3 separate regions of the Homo sapiens genome follow, and all the other regions are linked to region 1. The links are chromatin loops, found by intact Hi-C in ENCODE. Cell type or tissue: PC-3. All regions are shown on one strand.

The links. A loop is a pair of places that touch in the nucleus more often than their neighbours do. Peaks named below come from ENCODE experiments on the same cell type or tissue, not always from the same donor. Only the 100,000 strongest peaks of a DNase experiment are listed, where the experiment ranks them.
Region 2: a loop joins it to region 1, with 7 times the contacts of the local background. A loop is called at or near these places in 5 of 110 quality-filtered maps.
Region 3: it touches region 1 in a loop (5-fold over the local background); 3 of 110 quality-filtered maps call a loop at or near these places.

What each region holds. Positions count from the first base shown.
Region 1 is chr18:26,477,907-26,485,906 of GRCh38, forward strand. All of the region lies in intron 2 of KCTD1 (potassium channel tetramerization domain containing 1), which reads right to left. Among named protein-coding and RNA genes, the nearest start is that of LINC01543, 59 kb to the left of the region's middle. RefSeq lists an enhancer at 2,601-3,800. In PC-3, no CTCF peak of the experiment used is centred here; DNase peaks (open chromatin) are centred at 125, 395 and 3,205; H3K4me3 peaks cover 1,216 bases; H3K27ac peaks cover 5,403 bases.
Region 2 is chr18:26,654,113-26,662,112 of GRCh38, forward strand. It overlaps LOC102725227 (a long non-coding RNA gene), which reads left to right and starts at 1,619. Exons shown (of 3, transcript XR_935311.4): 1 at 1,619-1,722. It also overlaps a transcript of KCTD1 not described here. RefSeq lists silencers at 2,815-3,054, 3,065-3,254. In PC-3, CTCF peaks have their summits at 1,849 and 3,022; no DNase peak of the experiment used is centred here; H3K4me3 peaks cover 3,721 bases; H3K27me3 peaks cover 5,028 bases.
Region 3 is chr18:26,303,203-26,311,202 of GRCh38, forward strand. All of the region lies in intron 9 of TAF4B (TATA-box binding protein associated factor 4b), which reads left to right. Among named protein-coding and RNA genes, the nearest start is that of TAF4B, 81 kb to the left of the region's middle. In PC-3, a CTCF peak has its summit at 4,149 (motif pointing right); a DNase peak (open chromatin) is centred at 4,179.

The sequences.
Region 1 (8,000 bases):
AGCATTTTATCCAACTTTCCACGAATTGCCTGTGATTATCCAGGGTGTGGATTACAACCTTTCTGGGATTCTTTCACTGCATGCCACCTAGTCATTCATTTCTCACTGACACATCAATCAAACAGTAGGCCTGAAACTAAAATATGCTTAGTCACTTACTTGTAGTGTTTCCAGGACAATTTGATACAGGATGAAAAAGAATGAGATTTGTTTGCCTATTATTAAAACATTTTACTCTTCACTCTTAATAACATGATAAATTTCCAGTTGACAGGGGAAGAAAAGGGAGCTATATTAAGTGCTTTCCAGATGCCTTGTACCATCCTTAGTACTTTATATATGTAACAAATCCATTATCTTCATTTTAAAGATGAAGAAATAGGCTCGAAAAGATGATTAACTTGCCCAACTAGTTAAGCAGCATTGGGGTATTTGTGCACAGTCTGTCTGGTCCTAAAGGGGCCTCCCTTACAACGATTGGAATGAAAAGAATTACCAATATCGAATGAAAGCTTATGGTCTAGAGTTTTATTTCTGCCATATATTTGTGGAGTGAGAATTTTACAATGAAATCCAAGCACCTATACCGAAATAAGTCAGTATCAGTGATCTTGTCACTTTAGTAAGAGAGGAAAAGTAGGTATTTTGTTCTTTTAAAAATCCTGTTTTTTAATTTTTAGATAAACTCTCATTTTCAGGTCTAGACTTGGATGTACGCTTGCACAGAATGAGTGATTAATAAACCTATACGGGGTGAATGTGTAAAGGAACCAGGACTGAGGAGTGCGGAATGAGAATGGGGTTTGGCTAGTTACTAGCTGTAATCTAGGTGAATCGACTTCTCTGTCTCCATTTTTTTTAAAATTAAGTCTCACTTTGTTTTATAAAATAACTTTAACTTTTTCTCAGGGTTGATGAGGAAATCCAGTGTGCTCGTGGTGAACTCAAAAAATGCACAGCAATAGAAAGTATTCCAAGCCAGTCAACAAAAATTTCTATAAAAGCAGCTCTTAAAAGACTGCAAGTGCTAAGGCACAGGATTTAAGGAGAAAAAGGAACAATCCTGGAGGTGCATTGTTTATAGACCTTTCTAAAAATAGGAGAGAAGTGTCATTTAAATGGTTTTTAAGATGCAAAAACCAAGAACAAAAAACAACCTCGGGTGTGGATGCAATGAGGCATCTTCACTTCCAATGTAGTTAAAATAGAAAAAAGCTGCAAAGAGAAGAGCAAGAGGGAGATCTGAAGCGAGCACTAGCAGAGCTGGCCCCACGAATAACCTAGAGGCCGCCTGGGCGTCCGGGTGGGAGAGACAGTGGGGAGAAGTGGACTCTTCAGGCGGCCTCCACCAAGACCAGAGGAGACGAAAAGCTGAGGAAGGCCTGAATTCCACCCAGCACAAGAGGAAACCTAGCCAGGGAATTTTTCTTATGAGGGGGTCCAGTCAAAGGGCAGCAAGAAAGGCCCAGGCCCTGTCTCGGGGGCCCCCTTGCCTGGTGAAACCGCAGACCCCCCGCCAGGCCGTGGGAACGCTGGCGGCCAGCTCGGCCAGACCCGATGGAAGGGGCTGAAAAACGCGCGCTGCCAGGGCAGAAAAGGCTGCGTGGGCTCCGTGGAAGCAGAGCAGGCAAGGGGTGTGGAGAGAAAGAGGAAAGGGCTGGAAGGGAAGGGTGCTTGGGCCGCGGAGGCACAGGCCTGGCGGAGGTGAAAGCCTCTCAGAGAAGAAAACGTTCCCCATTGGAAGCAACAAACGCTGGGAGTAATAAAAAGAAACGCAGGGCTGCTGATTTCTGCCAACTTTAAAAGGAGGAACGTTGGAGTTGTGAAAACACAGTGGAGGGGGCACGTGGTGCCAAGGGTCGTAAAATGGCGTCCCTGGGTGGTTTTTGAGATTGGCAGGACTGTGCTGTGGAAAAGTATTGTTTGGCTAAGCAAATAATGGGGAAAATCGGCACAGGCTGTATTTCTTGTGGACATGTGAATGGAGTTACAAATCAAACTGCAGTGATTTGTAAACTCTGATGCCTGAAAACTATGTGGAACTCATTACAGTTTACTAACCTTGGAGAACATTCCTGTTTTCCAACTAGCCAAGACCAAGCTGGCTCCAGACGATGTATGGCTGGTTTTGGAATTTTTTTTTTTTTTTTTTTTTCACTCATTGAATCAAGTGGCAATGCTGAGAACGACTTTCTTCCACCAATTTCTTTTTGTTTTTTAAGGATGATCATTACTATTTTAACTATTTTTTTTACTTTTTAAAACATTTTATTTTGAACAATTTCAAACTTATGCCAAAGCAGAGAAAATAATAGAATGAACCCCCATATGACCATCAACCAGCTTCAAAAGCTGTCAATTCCTGGTTAATTTTGTTTCAACTCTACCTCTATGCCTCATTCTCCTTTCCACTGGTTATTCTGAGGTAAATCTCAAACACTGTATTATTTTACTGTACATATTTCATTAACTAATAAGATTGGAAAGTTCACTCAAAATATGTTCACTAAAAAAAAGTTCATTAAAAATGACAGATACTGAATTCCACTCAATATTAGCTTTTTAATATTAGCACTCTGAGGCTTGGGCATGGTGGCTCATGCCTGTAATCCCAGCACTTTGGGAGGCTGAGGTGGGCAGATCCCAAGGTCAGGAGTTCAAGACGAGCCTGACCAACATGGTGAAACCCTGTCTCTACTAAAAATACAAAAATTAGCCGGGCGTGGTGGCACGCACCTGTAATCCCAGCAACTCGGGAGGTTGAGGCAGAGAACTGCCTGAACCCGGGAGATGGAGGTTGTAGTGAGCCAAGATCATGTCACTGCACTCCAGCCTGGGCAACAGAGCGAGACTTTGTCTTAAAAAAAAAAAATTAGCACTCTGTTGATTACTCTTGTTTATAGAGCAAATAATGCAAGACCTAATCTCTGAGGAAACCAAGCCCATTTGGTGGGAAGTGAGTCTGGTTCTCTCCACTCTCCCTGGCATCGTGTGCTGTCCACACTGTGCATTAAAGAATGGTCTTAAGTCAAAGAGAGTATGGGGCTAGGATCCTACATTTGGCTTAGCGTGAATCATTCATTAAGAATTTTTTCTTGTGTATTCATTCATTTTATGGACCTGATATCTCTAATTTCCTGTGACTCAGGTTCTTAAGAATTTCTTTGTTTCTTGTGTAATCATTCAGTTACTCATTCACTCTTTCCACCAGTATTAGTGGGGGCTCACTATGCCAGATACAGGGGATGCAGTAGTAAATAAGCCACAGTCCTTGCTTTTGTGGAATTTAAGTCGTCGGGGCTGGGAGTGTGGGTCAAGTGCAGTGTGATCAAGTGTGTCACTGGGTGTGCACAGTGGGCTCAGGAGGTGCACCTGGCTCACCTAACTCAATCTGGGGTTGGCAGGGAAGAAAGAGAAAGCTCATTGGAGACCTGAAGGAGAAGAAGTTGGCCAGGTACAGGGGCAGGAGGTAAGGTTAGGTAAGCAGGGAGAAGGGTGCGGAAGATACAAAGGCTTGTAGCCAAACCCTGCCATGTGATTACTCTCTATTGGGGTGTAGTCAGGCTGGCTGAAAAATGAGGCTGAAGCAGCAGAAGCCAGATCGTAAAAAGCCATGTGAGCCGGGTCAAGGAGTTTAGATTTGGTCTCAAGGGCAATAGCGACTGGTGTCAGGCTATGTTGTCAGGGACAGTAAGTAAAAGAGCACATTTAGGAGTGAGACAGTCAAGGTGCCACATCTGAAATCACGCCTTCTCACAGACACAGCTTCTGGCTTATCCAAATCCTGTCTGTTTTGCCTTGCTTTGACTACATCATTTGCATAATGCAGTGGTTCTTAACCCTGGCTACACAGTGGCATCACCTGGGCAACTCTGAAAAAATAATGATGCTGGGCCCCCATCCCCAGCTATTCTGATGTAATTGGTTGGGAATGAAGCCCAGGCATCTGTATTTTTTTTAAAAAAAACTCTCCAAGTCTCAACTGAGTTGAGAACCAGTGTAAAGGAGGTTGAGCAGAGAGACCAACGAGGAGGCAAGTCAACATCAATTGAGACCCTGTCATTCTGAAGTGTCAGAGCATACTTTCTTAAACTGTGAAGGATCTCCAGGACAACCAAGTTCAGCCTCTCATTTACAAATGGAGACACCGAGTCACAAATATGTAACACTCAAGGATGCATGGCTGGGTAGACACAGAGGTGGCTCCAGACCCCACCATGCTGCCCCTGTGGTGATTGGCACAATGGTCAACTTCAAGCTTACGGGGGACAATGGCTCTAATGCCAGTTACTACTCATTGAATAGCATTATGTGCCAAAGAGTGAGCTGGCTGCTTTAAGGGTTTATATCTCATTTAATCTTTAAAATGAGGTCAAGGAAATCATTGGTAGACTGAGAAGATACCCTACACTGAACTGAACCAAACCAAACTGAAACACCCCAAGACTCCTGAGGTTCCTTTCAAACTGCTGGTACAATCATAAAGAGGCCTAAGGAGGGATGGGAAAGAGGATTCTCAGGGCAATGGAAACCTCTGGGAAGAGTAGTACACATGAGGTTTCATCTCCACTTACCTTGCAGCTCTTGTTCTATTATGTGCTGTGTCCCTACACTTAATCCTGAAAACTCTTACGGGATTTGTCACTTTACAGCTAAGGAAGTTTAGCTTGAAGAGGCTGCCAATTCTGCCGAAGCTGTCTTCTGGCTCTAGGCTCTGTACCCCCCACCCTTCCCATGCTGCACTGTCTAGGGCACCCCATGCCACCTCATGAACCAAGGCATGTAACTCGACACCAGGCCTGGCTTTACCGAGAGGCCAGCAGGTTAATCCTTTCAACTCTCCCCTGTGGTCCATGCATGGTAATTACAGAGGGAGGGCTCATCTGCATTGCTGCAGGATGGACCAACCCAGAGAGGGTGGAGACATCCTGCTCAGGGGTGAGGCTGGGGAAAGAAGTGCAAAGACAGATGGACCACAGGATGAGGATGGCGAGAAAAGGGAAGGGCCCGGGTGGTTGGGCCCTTTTATCCATTTGGCTCTCCTTTGCCAAGAAATGCCTCTTTTTCTCTATGTCTAGGCTTCCAAGCCATGGGACATATGGTTTGGACTTTAGGAAAAGATTTCATTTAGTTTCTGGTCCAGAATTATTTTGCTGGCTAAGAGATTCAGAGGCTACTTACAAATGACATCTTTAGCATTTGGAGATATTTAATTATAAAAGTGATACCTGCTTATGTTGTCAACTGGAAAAGTATAGACGGTGAAGGAGCAGCAAAACAGAAGAACAATCTGCTGTGAGCCCACCACTCAGCAGGGAATTAATTTTAAAAAATCTGATTTAAAGAGTATTTTTCTTTCTTTTCTTTTTTCTTTTTGTTTGAGAGTGAGTCTCGCTCTATCACCCAGGCTGGAGTGCAGTGGCATGATCTCGGCTCACTGCAACCTCTGCCTCCTGGGTCAAAGTGATTCTCCTGCCTCAGCCTCCCGAGTAGCTGGGATTACAGGCACCTGCCACCACGCCCGGCTAGTTTTTGTATTTTTGGTAGAGTTGGGGTTTCACCATGTTGGCCAGGCTGGTCTTGAACTCTTGACCTCAGGTAACCTGCCCACCAAGGCCTCCCAAAGTACTGGGATTACAGGCATGAGCCACCACGCCCAGCCTGAGTATTTTTCTATTGAACCATTTTGTTTTTGGAAGCACTTGTAGCTTCATACTTTTTTATGGTTACTAATTTGGATTCTCAACCAACTTTTTTTCCTAATATCTGAAACCTAACATAGACAAATCCAGGGTGGAGGCTGGGTGAAGGTGTGTAAGTTGTGGGCATGCACAACGGAGATGTGTGTGTGTGTGTGTGTGCACACATGAGAGGCATGTGCAGAGCTGACACCGCACGTGCAACCTAAACTCAGGACAGCAGGAAGGGAAGGAGTCGTGGAGAGAGGAGATGGTGTTGCAACCTTTGCCTCCTTTCTGCTGAGATGAGAGAGGAATGAAACAAAGTGGGGGGAAGGGAAGGAAATGCTAGGTTAATATATGAAACCTTTAGAAAAGTATTCTCCCTGTTTTGCATATATTTTTAAATGTCCATAATAAAAAGTTTTTCTGTTAAAAAAGGGAATGCGATGCTGGAGATAATTATAGTGTAAAAAATATCATCAGTCAATTTGTTGTTTCAGAAGTCTGCATTATCATAAACAGCATTTAATTCGTTTAAAGTATTATAACTGTTAAAAATTCTAGGACTAGCTCTTTAAGATTTCCAGACTCAAGAAATTTCATCTATATTTCATGAACACAGATAAAAATTAATTCAGAGCTTGTTATAGAAATGGATAGAAGTAATTTAAGAGAAGGGGGAAAATACCTTCTAAGTAAAAACAAACAAAACAAATTATATCTACTTATGAGGAGATAATGTTTCTAGTACCTGTTCCCTGAGGTGGCATCATTTTCTTAAATGATACATAGAACTGAAGAAAGTAGGGGAGAAAGGAAAGGCAAGTTTGAAATATAAGAAAAAGTATGAGTGCAATAACAAGTCAGGAACTCGGCGTTTTGTAGAATCCATCACTGAGGGCTCAGGGCCACTCGGGGGTAGCTGATTCTCTGGTAAGCTTATTAATCCTCCCCTGACTTCGGTTAGAAAATTTTTAAAAATTAGAGGGTTACATTGACTGTTTACTATGAAAAGTACTATTACAATGAAACTGAATCTTTTTAGAATTGACATAAGTAGACTTTTTGTTTCTTCATTTACTGAATGCCCACCATGTTCCCTGTGCTCTTTGGGGCCTTAAACTGGGCATGATATGGTCCCACTGGGTGTCACGGAAGGACAGAGGAGAGGGAACCAGCCGGCCTAGGCAGGCAGGGAAGGCCTCCTGCTGGAGGCAATGACTCTGCAGGGTTTGGAGTAAGGGGAAGGGCACAGGGGCTTGGAGAAGAGATTTTAGCCCAAGAGCTCAGCTGAAGGGAGGCCACGGAGGCAGGAAAGAACATGATGTTTGATGGGTGACGTACAGACACAGCCAGTGAGGAGCATTTCTCTCAGTATTGACCTGAGCGGGGTAGATAAGGGCGCCATTATTCACAAGAGTTTTGGCACAGTCCTTCAGTCATGTCTTAGGAACTTCCTGGCATGTTCAGCTCCAAGACCCATAGACCTGGGTTTGAAACTTGCCTTGAGTTTTGATTTCTTCACCTGAGCAATGGGATAATACCTACCTCAAATAATTCTCATGAGGAATAAGTGGATATCTAATAAGCCCTACATTGAACTGAGTGTTCATCTGTGCAGGGCACAGTATAGAGTCTTGACACCTCCATGAGGTAGGTACCATTATCCCCATTTTAGAGGCAAGGACACCTAGCCAACTAATCAATGGTAAGGCCAGAATTCACAACCAGGCAGCTGGACCGCAGGGCCCAGCTGGGACCCACATCCTCACTGTGGCCATTCTGCTGCTCAGTAAAGCACTGTGCGTGGCCTTGGTAAATGCTGACAGATTTGCATCCTTGGGAGACAGTGTGCTATGCCAAAACAGAATTCTGACTGAATAGAAAATCCTGCATGCATCTTGAATTGAAAGAAAACTTTTAAGATCACCTGGGCCTGTTCTCTGACTTGAGTGTTTGTTTAAACATGATTTCTAGGGTAAATGGCTATTTGTCTAAAATCAGTTGAGGATCAGATCATCATAACCTCCCTGGGAAGCCCAATTTAGTATTTTTTTCAGCTAGAACAGTTTCTGTTTAGGTTTTCCCTTGCTTTTTATTTGGGCAGGCAAGCATGAGCATATGCACAGAACCTGCCCCACAGCCCACGCCCACCCTCCTCTCAACACTGTTCTATATTTGGAGGTATTTCTGATACACTCCTTAGTCTCTTAATTTAAAACTCCATAATGTGTTTTCCATTTCACAATAATAATTGCTATTCAGAGAAAAAAATGTTAAAATAGCTAACATGTATTAAGAGTATCAAGTACTCCGCTA
Region 2 (8,000 bases), 180 kb after region 1:
TAAGACAAGAAAGCATTTGTGCAAGCAATTGTTATTGCTAAATGCAGAGCTAAATGGAAGTTTAAGAAAGTTCTCTGATAAAATACATCTGTCACTAATTACTCTTACATTTAAAAACCTAAATTGCTTTGGATAAATAATTTGATGCCAAAAGGTCCATAATGCATTATTCAACGCAAATCGAATAATACGCTTTCATCATCATCTAGTTGAAGTCTTACTGAAGTTACTTTCCTAATACTTAAGTGGCATAATTTGTACAATGATTACTGAAGGCTTCCCCCAAAATAAATATCTCACATCAGAGTAAGTTGAATGGTCGGTAAATCACATTACTTAAGTAAATATGAAACAAGCTATTACTGTGCACCCCTACTATGCAAGCCCTGGCAAAGAATTACAAACACAAAAATCTTACAGCTAGAAGAGAGACATCTAGTGTGTGTTGGAGAACTTTATATATTGTGCTTCAGGCATAATTAATACAGCAAAATCACTGCAGTCGTTTTGCATACTGTGGTGGGAGATTTTTGACAAATATCTTTCACCCTCAATTCATTTCAAAATTTCTTCCCGGCTGTGTGACATTTTTGCCTAATTAGATACCTTCTTCTTAACATAAGCCTAACCCAATGAAGTTTTCTCCGTGATGCAAAGTTTTAAAGTTTCATGGTCACCTTTGCAACCTAATTAGTAAACATTTAACCTACTGTCATCATAACCACTGCTCACAATTCTTTCCATTCAGGCAGCAGCAGGACTCCCGAGTCAAACTGTTGCAGTCAGTGTTTTAGTTTCCTGAATATCAGCCCCTCGTAGTAAGCCAAATGCCACACAAATACAAACACGAGGAATAAATCGGCACACTGCCCATTATCCAGGAGACAAACGGATCCACTGCTATTTTAAATTCACCAAGTAGGCTATTAGTTGCCACAGATTCCCATATATGTAGGTGAATTCCTTGATGCAGAATCAGGTTTAATGAATCATTCTACAGCATCAGCCTCAGCCTTTTAAAATCCTTTATTTTCTCCTTTTCCACATTAAAAACACATTTGAGATATACACAGAAAATGTTTCTCTAAAAAAACGCACACATACACACAAAACAGGAGGTCTCTTAAGGAGTCTACTGCTGAGAAGGTAAAAGCATTTTGCTCATTTTTAATTTGCTAAAACAATCCAAGCATGCTTGGTACCCAGAGGGTATTCTCAAATAAACTTGTATCTCTAGCTGCCAGCTTAGTTGATTGAAAACAGAAGGCAAACGTTTCTTAAAGAATATGTTAAACTGTTATGTCTCCCAGTACCACTCAGGATACACACACACACACACAGACACACACACGCACACATACCGCATAGTCAAGGATTTGCTTGAAAGCAGCCAGTTCTATTATCTAAAAGGTAATACATTTGTACCAAATTACTCCTGCCTACTGCGGTGCACCTTTTAGCGAAGAAGCCAGTGCCACTGGGATCCTGGACAGTTCTGGTGTGCCATTCTCCACGTACAAAGCCAACGGCCCCATTTGCGACTTTGCTAACTTAGTTGGCTTCCGCCCAGCCGAACCCCGAAGCACAGTCACTGAAAACGTTTTGATACCAGAAAATCATTTCCACGACAGTGCAAGTGTTCGAAAGCACAAAGGCAGACTGTCTACCCGCGACAGTTCGCAAGTTGCGGTGGCGGGGCGGCTGTGCGGAGCGCGCGTGCAGGTAAGGGATTCCTGCACCCAGGTCTGCTTTCCTCTTCCTGGATGTTTTGGGGCTCGACCTCACTTTTAACGCGAATTCACCATTACGCGCCCCCCACCCCGTTCTTTTTCCAGGAGGCGCGGACTGTTTTCCAGCCAGGTCCCTCTTGGGGGCGGGAGAGGAAGCACACTTCACATTCAATAAAGAAGGGTGGCGGGAGTGGGTAGGGGGGCGGCGGCAGTTGGGGGGGCGGAGGAGGAAAGAGGTCAGAAAGGAGCCAAACTGAATCCCTCCCGCCCACCTCTGCGCCCCGAGCGCTGGTTCAGACGGCGGAGGCCAGAGGCGGCCGGGAAACTGTCCCTTTAAGGGAACCTAGGCCGCCAGGAGGGGAGGGAAGGATGCGGGCTCCTGACTTGGCGCTGACCGCAGCGCCGGGAAGAGGCGAGCGCAGCAAAGCCACAGCCATTACCTGCAGCGCTCGCATCCTTCCCCCGTCCCAGCGCCGCCCCCACCCCCTCCCCGCCTCCCAAGGAGACTTCTAATCCGGAGCATGTGCTGTGCCCTTTATCCGGGGAGGAGGTGGGGAGGAAGAGGAATAAGAGCTTTTTAAAAATAAATGAAACGTTTGCATCCAAAAGGGGGAGGAGGGCTGGAGATGGGAGGGAGTGGGAGGGGGCTTTAAAGGCGCCTGGGTGGGCGGAGGCGGCGAATCTGGACCAGCCCGGCCGGCGACGAAGAGCGCCGGGCACCGGCCGCGGCCCACAAAGGGGAGCGGCGTGGTCCGGCCCGGGCAAAAGGGGGAAGGAAAAACCGCCCCGGGCCCCAGTCCGCTCGGCCGCCACAATGGCGTCTTTCACGGGGCGTCCGGGGGCGCCGCCGAGGCTGCCTGCGAGAAGGGGGCGGCGGGGCCCCTACCCCCGGCAGGAGCGCAGCCCCGGGCGCCGCCGCCCCCTGCGCGCCCCGCAGAGATGTGCGCTTGGCTCTGGGCGCCCCCGCGGCGCTGGGCGCTCTCGGCGGGGCCGGTTTGCGGGCGCGGAGCTTTGCGCCGGGGAAGAAAGGGACGCGCGGGGCTCGGGGGAGGAGGGAGGGGCTCGGGGAGGGCGGGGGAGAGCCGCGGCGGAGCGGCCGCGGGGAGGCTGGCGCGCGGAGCGGCGGGCGGGCGGCTCTGGCACGGGCTCCCAGAGCCACGGCGGCTCCTCTCCGAGATCCGGAACCCGGCCCAGAGATCCGGAAACCCGGCCCCCGGCCGCGGCCCCTGCTGGCCGCACCCGCTCCTCCTGCCCGCTCTGCTCCGCCCTGCTCTCGCCAGCTCCCACTGGAGGAAGAAAGCCGAGAACCGGGAGCGGCAGCCCCGGAGGAGGCGGCGGCCCCTGCCCCGCCGCGGGTCCAAGCGGATTCCTAGTCGCCCGCCGCGGCGGGCGGCGTGTGTGCGAGTGTGCCGCGCTCTCGCCCCATGCCTGGCACATGCGTAAAAGCGAGTTGCGCCCAAAGTCCCAGCCATACCCTCCTTAGCAAATAATAACAAACCCAAACCGTCAGATCTTACCTGAAACATTGAAGCACAAAGTCTCTCTCCAAGTCCCCTTTTCCTTTTCCTCTCCCCCCTTTTCCGATTTCTCTCCCAGCGATCTGCTCGGCTCGCCACACCAGAGAGAAATGCAATAGCTTGGCTAAGGTAGACAGAACAAAATACAGAGAAGAGTTGCTCCAGGGCTTTGAAACCCCTCAAGGCAAGGATCAGGATACAATTAGCTCATGCCTCTACCTCTAGTCTAAATCAATCTCCAAAATAAAACTTAAATCAAATTAACCGATCACAGGGCAAACAATTGATCTCCTTCAAAAATAAAGCTCTACATATACGTATAGAGAAATATACACATAGGAAATTTTTTTCCAGATTTTTTTTTGGTGGAAAAACAGTCTCATTCCAGCCTCTAACTTGCTTTTTACCCTCCTCTTGCACAGAAAAGCTGATTTTAATCGTTGTGATTAGTTTTGATGTAACGTTTCCGCGGGCGATTTCTGCAAATGGATGGAGTGTTTCTTTGCCAAAAGAGGGAAAAGCAGCAGATGATGATAATTATAAGGATTGTTGGTTGTTTCTTTTTATTTGTGTCTAGGGCTCTCTCTTCACTTTCTCAAGTTGACCTGACATTGCTGTTACACTAAGGTCGCACAACTTGTTGAGGATCATCGCCCTGTCTGATAAAAGGATAGGTGATAATTTGGCAATAGAGCAGCACATTTTTGGTTCCTTTGGCGACATAACGTCCCAAATGACGTGGATAAAAATAAGCACATGCAGTCTGCTTTGCCCCAATCAAGTCTGAATCAGCGCCTGAGGGTGATACACAAACTCATTTCAAATGTTCAACCATGCAGAATTGTAGAAAGATTGAAGGAGTGACACCGCATTTTTTTTAATGGCAAAATTAAAAGAAAACAAAACCCACATTTGGTGTAGCCAAGGACCTACCATTCAGTTTTATTTGATCAACCTTCTGAACACACCTCACCTCCTCCTCCCTTCTCTTTGCTATTCTCCACCTGGTATCTTTTATAGGGGGGGTTGTATAATTCCATTATTTGACGGAAGTGCTCAACAGAGCTCGACAGGCTAACATAAATACATTTCCCCAGATTGTTACTCTGGTTCTGACCTCCCCCACTCCTCATCAGTTCTTCCTCTCTAGGTCTTTGTTCAGGGAGATTGTGCCTGGGCCAGTGGTTATCTTAGTTCTTTTTAGTTAGGGTGGGATATTTGGTTATAAACTCAAGGATCACCTCCCATTACTGTTATATCCTTGTAGGATACTTTTTGAAATGGTATGTTTTTGAGCACTTCACAGTTCATTAATTCAAAGACTTTGCTGACATTTCTTATGGAAAAGATCAGGTTATATGGCCAAGGATGCTAAAGAAAGAAAGTAACCCTAAATAGAACCAGACATGTCCTGCAAATACCTGCAACTGGCAGCATTTCACAGGAAGTATTTTTTAACCATCATTTTTCCTTTAAGGTAAGCAACTGCTGCAATGCCAACAGAAAAGGGAAGGACCGAGCTTTTAAAAAGTAAATAGAGTCAATCAGATTAGTGCATAATACATGAAAGATTAACATCATAATGAGAACCAGGGGTGTTGGCAGATTTTTTTTAATGTAACAAGTTTATATTACATGAGAATCTTTGCACATTCTTTTTCTCTCTATCCCCACACACAAGGTTGATACATTCTCTGATCTACAATAAAAAATTTTAAATGTCCACAAGCCCTAAATTCAATGGAATAAAAACTTTGTTCTTGCCCCTAAATGGCACTAAATGTTAATACAGGAGAGTGTGAGAAGAAAAGAGACTATGGAAGAAATATCCCCAATCACTGATATGATGACTGAACACATTAAAGGTGTGGCCTAAAGTGACTTTTAATTAAAAACAAACAAACAAAAACAATCAAGTGTCACATAGAGAACCATGCATCATTGTCCTAGAATTTTAGAACTGGAAAGATCCTTTGCAGGCATCTAGTCCTTTGGCATCATTTTATAGACGAGGGAAATAGGCAGCTTGCCCAGTGTCAGGAGCCAGCCATTGACAGGGGATCGGCCACAAGAGGCAGGACAAGAAGAAAGGTGAGTGACGTTCCTCTGCAAGCACTGACCCTGCAAAGTTGAGCATAGCATTCTAAATTTTGTTGACATGGCTTGAACCGTACTTTTGAAATTCCCTTTTTGAGATTGTCCTCAAATCCTGTAGCACAATCTTCTAAATATCTTTGATGGCAACAAAGTTTTGATCTTTGATCATTTAACTTTGGAAACAACAACACAAAAATTTATTGCCAGGTCTAGACATTAAGTAGATGAGAAAGATGGCTTATGCTACTTAGAGTCAAAAAAAGAAAATAGGACTAAAAACAGGACAGTTTTCTTATTAGTTCCTAAGAGGAATAAAGACAGTTCTCAAATTTTGAGCAATGAAATTATTACTGGAAAAAGGGCTTTCCTTTTTAAGATAACTGCTCTGAAGGGAATAATATTCATTTCAGTGAATTAAGTTCTGAAATGTACATTTGTAAGACATTTTAATATTCCAGAATGATATCATTTACAAAAAGACGATCTTTTAAAACATTAGGCCATTGAGATTTTAAAGTGATTCAACCTGTTTGGTTGATCTTGAACTTGTAGTAATTCCAGTGGCAAATAGACTGAAGGTAAATTTTCATTCTATTGTGGTGGGGATCTTTATTTTCTTGCATTTCAAAGGGATCTCAAAGTTGAGGCTGTATAAAATATTTTGAAAATTTATTTTGTTCCATGCAATAGAAAGAAATCAGTAAACTTCATGACCTTTAAATCAAGAGTAATGAAAATTTATTTTAAATTTTAAAATAGGCTGTCAGTGAAATAGCATGTGAGAAGTCAGGTTCATATCTTGCCAAGTACGAGATACAAACTTAACAGACTTCAGTCAGCCTCTGCAATCATAAAATGACCTGAAAGTACTTTTGTACTTTTTATCTAATTAATAATCTGCATTTTGGGGTGTCCGTAGCACCTTTTTCTCCATCTTTAAGAAATTCGGAAAAAGAGTATATTAAAAATCCATCTAACTTCCTTTTTTTTTCGTAAATAACTGGTATGAGACCAGCAGCCTAACAACCATTAGCCACACGGAAGACAATGGCAATAAAATTGTCAGCAAGAAAACAATCAAGAAGAAAACTGGTTTCTTTCTGTTTTCATCTTCCAGGGTCTCACTGTCAAAATAAGTTCTACCACTTTTTAAACGCAGAAAAAACCAAGATAGGATATTTTGAATTGAAACTAGCAGCTCAGCTGAAAAAGGTTTGCACTACGACGGTTGTGGAAGAGAAAACGAGATGTTCTTGGAGGGGAGCAGCAGCCTCCCTTCTAATGTTAGCATGGGAAAGCACATTTGGTTGCATCACAGTCACTGAACCCTCAGAGTGCAAGTTGCCACAGAACAGCACGGTTTTGTCCAGGGTAGCCCTGTGGTACATTCTTGGCGGTGATTTGACAAGATCTGGACATTAGCTGCTGAGATGAAATGTGAAATTGCAGAGCCCTCCACTGAAGCAGTCAGACACTCAGATCAAATTTTAAAATCCCATTGCACTTTCCATCAGGAAGAAGAGAGATGCCTCAGTGCTTGGGCTCAACCTGGGTGTGCATAGATACCACTAGCTGTGGTGAGGCTGCCACAGTTTCCCCTACCTGGTCACTAAACAACAGCATTTCCATCATTGCTCCAGCGGAATCCACCTGTGACTACCATGAGAGGCCCTGCTGCATGGGAAGGCTAATTATATTGTTTTATTTTATCCCTGGGTCAGTTTTTTTTGTGGGAAAATCACCTGGTTATTATCAGCCAACCTGAAACCCCCTATAATGCTGCGGAATGTGCACATTTTCCTGGAGTTGAATAGAAGTATTAATGAGCTCTAACAAAATGGGTTTGTGATTCCTGGAGTTTGGCCCCAGCCACCACCTGTTTATAATTAGCCTCTGGAAAACCTATTAGTTTCCTGTATCACTGTCAATATTGACTTTGTAATATCTCATCTTCTGAGAAGGTAAATCTTCTAATAGTTGCAGATACACCAATGGGCATATTTCTGAAACAGAAATACATACCAAGTCCTTGTATTGAGACCCTTAAATCAATGTGGTCTCTCTTTTTTTTTTTTGGAGGTGGAACCTTGCTCTGTTGCCCAGGCTGGAGTACAGTGGCACTATCTTGGCTCACTGAAACCTCTGCCTCCCAGATTCAAGCGATTCTCCTGCCTCAGCCTCCCCAGTAGCTGGGATTACAGGCATGCGCCACCATGCCTGGCTAATTTTTGTATTATTATTATTATTAATGTTTTAGTAGAGATGGGGTTTCACCATGTTGGCCAGGCTGGTCTTGAACTCCTGACCTCAGGTGATCCACCCACCTCAGCCTCCCAAAGTGCTGGGATTACAGGCGTGAGCCACCGTGCCTGGCCCATGGCCCAATGTGGTCTTTTATCAAAGTTTCTTCTCTGGTTGTCTAATACGAACACTAGTTATAATCGCACATTGTAAAACAATACAGATGTATGAAGAAATAAAACCCGACTATGATTGGATACCCTGACACCTGTTTTTGATAGTCTTATTCAGTTGAGAAATCTGTTTGTCCACAAGGAGGTAGATGTGTGGAGAAAGTTGTGAAGCATCTGTATTCATTACTGGCATTTGAAATTCTTTGCTGGATACTTACCTTCTATATTTTAAATAAATAATT
Region 3 (8,000 bases), 170 kb before region 1:
ACTTTCATACCCCCTCCACTTTCATACTCCCTCCACTTTCATACTCCCTCCACTTTCATCCTCCCTCCGCTTTCATCCTCCCTCCGCTTTCATACCCCCTCCACTGTCATCCTCCCTCCACTTTCATACCTCCTCCACTTTCATACCCCCTCCACTTTCATCCTCCCTCCACTTTCATCCTCCCTCCACTTTCATCCTCCCTCCACTTTCATCCTCCCTCCACTTTCATCCTCCCTCTACTTTCATACCCCCTCCACTTTCATACCCCCTCCACTTTCATCCTCCCTCCACTTTCATACCCCCTCCACTTTCATCCTCCCTCCACTTTCATACCCCCTCCACTTTCATCCTCCCTCCACTTTCATACCCCCTCCACTTTCATACCCCTTCCACTTTCATCCTCCCTCCACTTTCATCCTCCCTCCACTTTCATACCCCCTCCACTTTCATACCCCCTCCACTTTCATACCCCCTCCACTTTCATACTCCCTCCACTTTCATACTCCTTGGCTCTACTTGGGCTTTTGCTATTCCCTATACATTTAATGATCAACTTGTTAAATTCTACCAGTAATCTGTTAGAATTTGAATTGGCGTGGCCTGAGTCCATAGGCCCACTGTCTTCCAGCTGATTTATTATAATTTGGATCCTTCTATGAACATGATTTATATCTCCATTATATATACCTTTTTAAACATCTTTCAATAAAGTAGTATAATTTTATTTATGCAGATTCTGCATGATTTGTTGCATTTATCTGTTAGATTTATTCCTAGATATCTTTCTTGTTGTTATTATAAGTAATATTTTTGGTAACTGCCTTTTCTTTTACTAGCATAGAGAAATTCAGGACTTAAAAAAATCATATACCAACAGCCTTGTTATTATTTCTAATAATTTCTAGATGATTTTAGATTATTTATATAGACAATGTCAAGATTGAGATTAGAATTATAGGTCGACTGTTTTTTTTTTTTTTTTGCTTTGAAGATGTTATTCCATTGTTTTTGGGTGTTCATATAAAATATATGTTCACATTTAAAGATAAACATGCAAGGAAGTATCCTTGAGTCAAGCTACAGGGAAACAGTAATACATTTGGAATTCCAGTGACTTCAAACATAGGATGATCAAATAGTAAGTGTTAAAAAATAGTATAAAGTATTTAAAAATAAAATACGGAATCTCAAGAATGAGCAAGAAACTATTTTTAAAAATGACTGCAAATACTTGAAAAAGAACCAAATAGGACTTTTAGAAGTAAAAAATGTAGTCAATAAATCTAAAACTTTGTGGGACAGGTAAATCAGATTAAACCTGAGGGTCTAAACTGAGTTTGCTTTCTTCCAGAGAGGATTTGTGACTGTTTCTAGTAGACCCAGGGATTACTATTGACTTGGAACCACTTTAGTCTTCTTCCTGGGAACTTGACTTACCCAGGAGTCTCAGATACACTTTTCCCATTGTAATCAAGAACTAGTGCTAGCCACAGTCATTTGCCCTTGAGGCAATTCTTCCTTTAGGATATGCTTATTGCTGATTTTTACTGACACCTTTTTTTTAACAGGTCCTGTGAACCAAACAATGGAATGAAAATGTCTTATGCTGTGTAATTGCTCCTCAGTAAATCTAGTCCACTTACTGCCTGAAGGAAAAATGTCACTATAAGTATTTTCTTTGGGAAATTTCTGACTTATTACTTTCGCCCATTTATCTGTTGACTACTTATTGCTTTCCAGACTTATGTACATATGCTGGACAGTAGTAATTCTTTGATATATACATTGTAAGTATTTTTCTCCTAGTTTTTTGTTTAACTTGGAAATTTGTTTTTAGTGTTTCATATATGGAAAATTTAAATTACAGTATAAAGTTTAGCAGTCTCTTCCTTTATGGCTTTTGAATTCTAATGTATCCTTTCGTATTATGAGCCCAGAATGATGTGCCTTCTGTATCTTCTTCTAAGATACTTGTATGCACTTACCTCAAATACAGATATTTACCTTTATATCTTCAATAATTCTTGATTTTATTTTTGTAAATGTGTGAGGCAGAGATTAAATTTTCCTCAAATGAATTGTCTGAGCAATAGTTAGTAAAGAGTTCATCATCTTTAACTTTCTTATTTGCAATGCCACCTTTATCTTATAGTAAATTCCCATTTAAAAAAGGGCAAATTTCATTTTAGTGATATGTTTTTGTTTTATTTTATTTTATTTTTTGAGATACAGTTTCACTCTGTTGCCCAGGCTGGAGTGCAGTGGTGCGATCTCAGCTCACCACAACCTCCACCTGCTGGGTTCAAACGATTCTCGTGCCTCAGCCTCCCGAGTAGCTGAACTACAGGCACGCGCCACCACTCCCAGCTTATTTTTGTATTTTTAGTAGAGACGGGGTTTCATCATGTTGGCCAGGCCAGTCTCAAACTCCTGACCTCAGGTGATCCACCTGCCTCGGCCTCCCAAATATTTGTTTTGTTTTGATATTACTATTTTGGTGTTTTCGATTGTTATAACATCTTTATTTATTTATCTAGCCCATAGTTAAAGTAAGTCCTTTTTCTATATTCCTTTTTATCGAAGGTATCTTAATTTTACTTGTTATTTTTCTCTCGTGCATGAATTTTAGAATCAGCATGGCAGTTCCATGAAGTTTGTATAGAATTGTGTGATTAGGTTAATTTGGGTGGTGGGGGCAGAGAATTGGCTTAAAGAATTTTCTTTTTACGATATAGAAGATTCCCATCTGAAACCATGGTTATATTTGTTAGAATTTGGTAAGGTTGTAGGGAACAGAAAAACTGAAAAGCCATTGCATAAGCAAATTATCTCTCATATTCAGAAAAACTGAATTGCAAGGATCACGGTCTGTGGTGTTAGGGATCCGTGCTCCATGTTTGCCTCCTTTCTGTTCTTCGGACACACTAGTCATGGTCCTGATGTACAATTTTATTTATTTATTATTTTCTTTAATGTTTTTAATGTTTAATTTTGGGGGGTACATAGGCGTATATTTATGGGTTATGTGAGATTTTGATAAAACCCACTGTATAGTTTTTGATGTGGTATGCAGTGAAAGCTGTCCCTCAGTCTTCATATGACATGGTCTTTCATATATCAAATCTACCTCCTTAGAGAGGTAAATTTTGCTTGGCCAACCAACATAAAGTAGCTTCCACAGTGATATCTGCTGTCTTGAGGTACTTATCTAAAATTATTTTGTTCATTTATTTGTTTACCCCTGCTTCCATGTATTTCCCACTTCTTCTTAATCGTCTATGAAAGCTTACAATGATTGTTTACCATTGTATGTATACCGAGTGTTTAGAACAATGCCTGTTTCATAATAGGCATTCAAATATTTGTTGAAATGGTGAGTTTTGGAAAAGGAGTATTTATAATCTCAGCTATTTCTTAGATATTTTTGTACAAAGGTGCACTTTTCATTTTTGTACAGTACTTTCTAGTAATTCACAGTCACACATGGCTTTATGCATATCTTTTCATAGTGATGTCTTTTTAAATTTAATTTTGCTTCCCTGGATACTTACATCACTTCAGTTATTTATTTATTTATTTATTTATTTATTTTTTAAGATGGAGTCTCACTCTGTCTCCCAGGCTGGAGTGCAGTGCACGATCTCGGCTCACTGCAAGCTCTGCCTCCTGGGTTCACGCCATTCTCCTGCCTCAGCCTCCTGAGTAGCTGGGTCTACAGGCACCCGCCACCACACCCGGCTAATTTTTTTTGTATTTTTTTAGTAGTGACGGAGTTTCACCGTGTTAGCCAGGATGGTCAGATGGTCTCGATCTCCTGACCTCGTGATCCACCTGCCTCGGCCTCCCAAAGTGCTGGAATTACAGGCATGAGCCACCGTGCCCAGCCTTACTTCAGTTACTTTTTAAATGAAACTGATAATAGACCCTCGATGTTGGCTCTTTTGTTAAATAAGAAGAAATAGTAGCGAATAATATTAGCTCTTGTCTTGACCAAACTGTATGACATTTAATAATATAGAATGATATTTTCATAGTTTTTAAAAACTATTTTGTTAACTTACACTTTTCGGGGGGATTCATTTGTGACTTTTTCTGCTAAGAAGATTCTGTTTTCTATTCTGCTTGTCAGTATAGCTGGGGTGAATTTGGGAAGCTGTATTGTGCTTAAACACCAGAGGGTGCCAGAGATTCATGTTCTTTCCATCATACTTCAGAATCAGAAGTGGCAAACAGGATAGTACCTCTGCATGTTTGCATAACCGTATTTCAACTGAAGATGTGATGATAATAAGGAATTAATATCAATATTTTTATGTGATCATTTATTTAAAGTCCTTATATTTTAGAGATACATAATAAAATATTTATGGATAATATCTATATACTATATCTGGTAGTGAAGGTGTTTTAACAACTAGGGGTTTTAGTGTGATTTTTATTACTTTAAAAAGACACTCTTGGAAAATAATATAGGACCAGATTATGTGCTGTTTGCATAGATGGTATTACTCCATCAATTTTAATGTCCATTTTTTCCATACTGCAGGAATTAGATTGTCTAGTGTATATTAACTTATTTAACTTTCATCATATATAATTCATTGTTTTATGTATTACGAGTCTGTTTGTCCTTGTGTATGCTCACGCTTGTAATCCCAGCACTCTGGGAGGCTGAGTTGGGAAGATCACCTGAGGTCAGGAGTTCGAGACCAGCCTGACCAACGTGGCGAAACTCCATCTCCACTAAAAATACAAAAATGAGCCGGGTGTGGTGGTGCGCCTGTAGTCCCAGCTACTTGGGAGGCTGAGGCAGGGAGAATTGCTTGAACCTGGGAGGCAGAGGTTGCAGTGAGCCGAGATGGAGCCATTGCACTCAAGCCAAAAACAAAAAACCCCCCAAAATTAGTTGGGCATGGTGGCGCACGCCTGTAATCCTAGCTACTTGGGAGGCTGAGGCGGGAGAATGACCTGAGCTCCGGAAGTGAAGGCTGCAGAAAGGTGAGATTGCACCGCTGCACTCCAGCCTGGGTGTCTTAATAAAAAAGAGAGAGAGAAAAAAGAAATGAGGTTGTTGAACATTCCAAGTGAATTATATGAGTGAAGACTTGGAGATTATATTGTGAAGTCTTTCAGAGTTTTTAGTCATATGTTGTCATAGTAAAGTTATGTTCAGGAAAATTTATCTGTGTACTTTAGTGCAGAATAAACTGAGAAGGAGGACGTTAGAGGTAGGTACACCATGAAGTGAAGGTTGAAGTTATATAGGTAGGAGATAGGGCATATCTTATTTATTTGTCATGAGCATTCTCAAGAATGGTCAAAGCCAAGAGACAGTTATAATGCTGTGGTGTGAAAAATCTAAAAATTTCTTGTTAAGAAATTAAATTAGGCCAGGCGTAGTGGCTCACACCTGTAATCCGAGCACTTTGGGAGGCCGAGGTGGGCGGATCATCTGAGGTCTGGAGTTCGAGATCAGCCTGGCCAACATGGTGAAACCCTGTCTCTACTAAAAATACAAAATTAGCTGGGTGTGGTGGTGCATGCCTGTAGTCCCAGCTACTTGGGAGGCTGGGACAGGGGAATCGCTGGAACCTGGGAGGCGGAGGATGCAGTGAGCCGAGACTGTGCCATTTCACTCCAACCTGGCAGCCTGGGCAACAGAGTGAGACTCTGTCTCAAAAAAAAAAAAAAAAAAAAGAAATTGATAATTGAACTGAGAACATGAATATAGGAAAGAGCTAGTACATACTTCAGGAAACAATTGATAACTAAATATTTCCTAGTATACTATAGATCAGCAGTCTCAGAGTTACCCAGGGAATTTGTTAAAATTTTGGTTCCTGGAGCTGATCTAATCTAGAATAAAATCTCTGGGGATTGGGTATGGCAGGAACTTGTATTTTAAAAATCCTTATAATGAACATATTTCTGATGTTCATTATAAATTTAGGAACTATAAGTATATATAGACCAGCATTTGACAGACATTTTCATGAAAATGAATGAAGTGAGTCTGTCACTTTAGGGAAAAAACCTGACAGTATTTTTTTTTTTTTTTTTTTTTTTTTTTTTTTTTTTGCCAATGATAAAGTTGGAGCTATCAAGCAAAAATGAAAACTTTGCAAAACATATCTATTACCATGACTTTGACAGCTTTCCAATAGTTATATTTTCTGATTTGGTTGGTGGAGATACATGTAATTTTGGATTATGTATTAGAATCTAAATTTGGAAGAACTGTATGACTCAGTGAACTAGTATTTTCCATATTACCAATGGATGATGTTGCAAAACCATGTCTGAGTAACAGATCCCATTCAAAATGCAAGAGGACCCGTGGATTTTAAAAAGATTTGTAAAAATAGAAGGCAGTACCACTCTTGATCTATTTTTAAATTTTGATATGTTAATTTTTGTTAAAGTATGTTATTTATGGTAATATATATTTCTTATTTTTCAATGAATAAATAATACCAATTTTTAGTTTCTGATGCAGTTTTAGTTTCTAATACAGTTTTCACACAAAATTACATGAGAGGGTCATTTTCACTCCCATTTTACAGATAAGGGGATCAATGAATAGACGTGGGAAGAAACTTGTCCATGGTCATCCTATTAATATTTATTTTTTATTTTTTATTTTTGAGATGAAGTCTCACTCTGTCGCCCAAGCTGGAGTGCAGTGGCGCGATCTCAGTTGCAAACTCTGCCTCCCGGGTTCAAGAGATTCTCCTGCCTCAGCCTCCCGAGTAGCTGGGATTAGAGGCATGCAACCATGCCCAGCTCATTTTTGTATTTTTAGTAGAGATGGGGTTTCACCATATTGGCCAGGTTGGTGCTGAGCCCCTGACCTCAGGAGACACGCCCACCTCGGGCTCCGAAAGTGTTGGGATTACAGGTGTGAGCCACTGCACCCAGCCATCCTGTTAATAATGGTCAGAACAGGGACTGAAACCTTGACCTCTTTAGAATCAGTACTCTTAATTTTTATAACTCAGTATTTTTCTTAGTGTGGTCCTTAGACCATTTGTATCATGATCATTTAAGTGTGCCTGTTAGAAAACTCCAAATCCCTGGTCTCCATCATAGGCCTACCAAATGAGAATCATGGGTACTGTGTGGATGTGTGTTTGACATTGAGACCTGCATTTTAAATATACTTCCTAGGTGTTTCCTAAAAACACTATTGCTTGAGAAGTACTGCAGTATGCTACGCTACATTTGAGTTAATAAGAAGAGAGGGAAATTCCCATGAGAAAAACAACTTTAAAGCATAGAAGAAGGAATAAGCAGGATATTGTGTGAATTTACTGGCTCACTGTGGTAGAGAGGCTCTGCTTGAGAGAGGTGAAAAAAGAATATTGAAGGCAAACTAATTTTATTACAGATTTAGTAATCTAAGGAAATAACTAGATCTTAAAATAAAAGTTTTTGTTTATATTTTAAAAACTCATTTATTTGAGTAGGTAATGTGAACATTTTACACGAAATTTATAAGGTACAAGAAGGTATGCAATGGGAAAAGTAAGGGTTCCCCTGACTTCTTTATCCCCCCTATTACCCAGGTTCCCAGCCTAGAGCCAACCAGTTACCACTTTTTTTCAGTTTCTTATGTATTGTTCTAAGTATAGTATTTTTTTTTTCTTGGGTACAGTATACTTTATTGATGGTACATGACAAGATGGAGCTCCCTAGATATAGTATTCAACACAGATGGTAATATATAATACATACATAATGTTTTGCTTTTTTTGTTTTTTTTTTAACCACTTAATAGTAATCTTGGAGATTGTCTCATCAGTACATATTCACTGTGATTTTGATATTTTTAACAAAGTTCCATAATGATGGACATTTAGGTTGTTTCCATTGTTTCATACTAGGAAAAAAGCTGCAGTGATAGGTGATGAAGATGATTAATATGATCAATAAAATTAGTTGGAATTTAAGGCAAATACATTGATTAGAAAAGAAGACAGAGTAAGAACTACCATAACAGA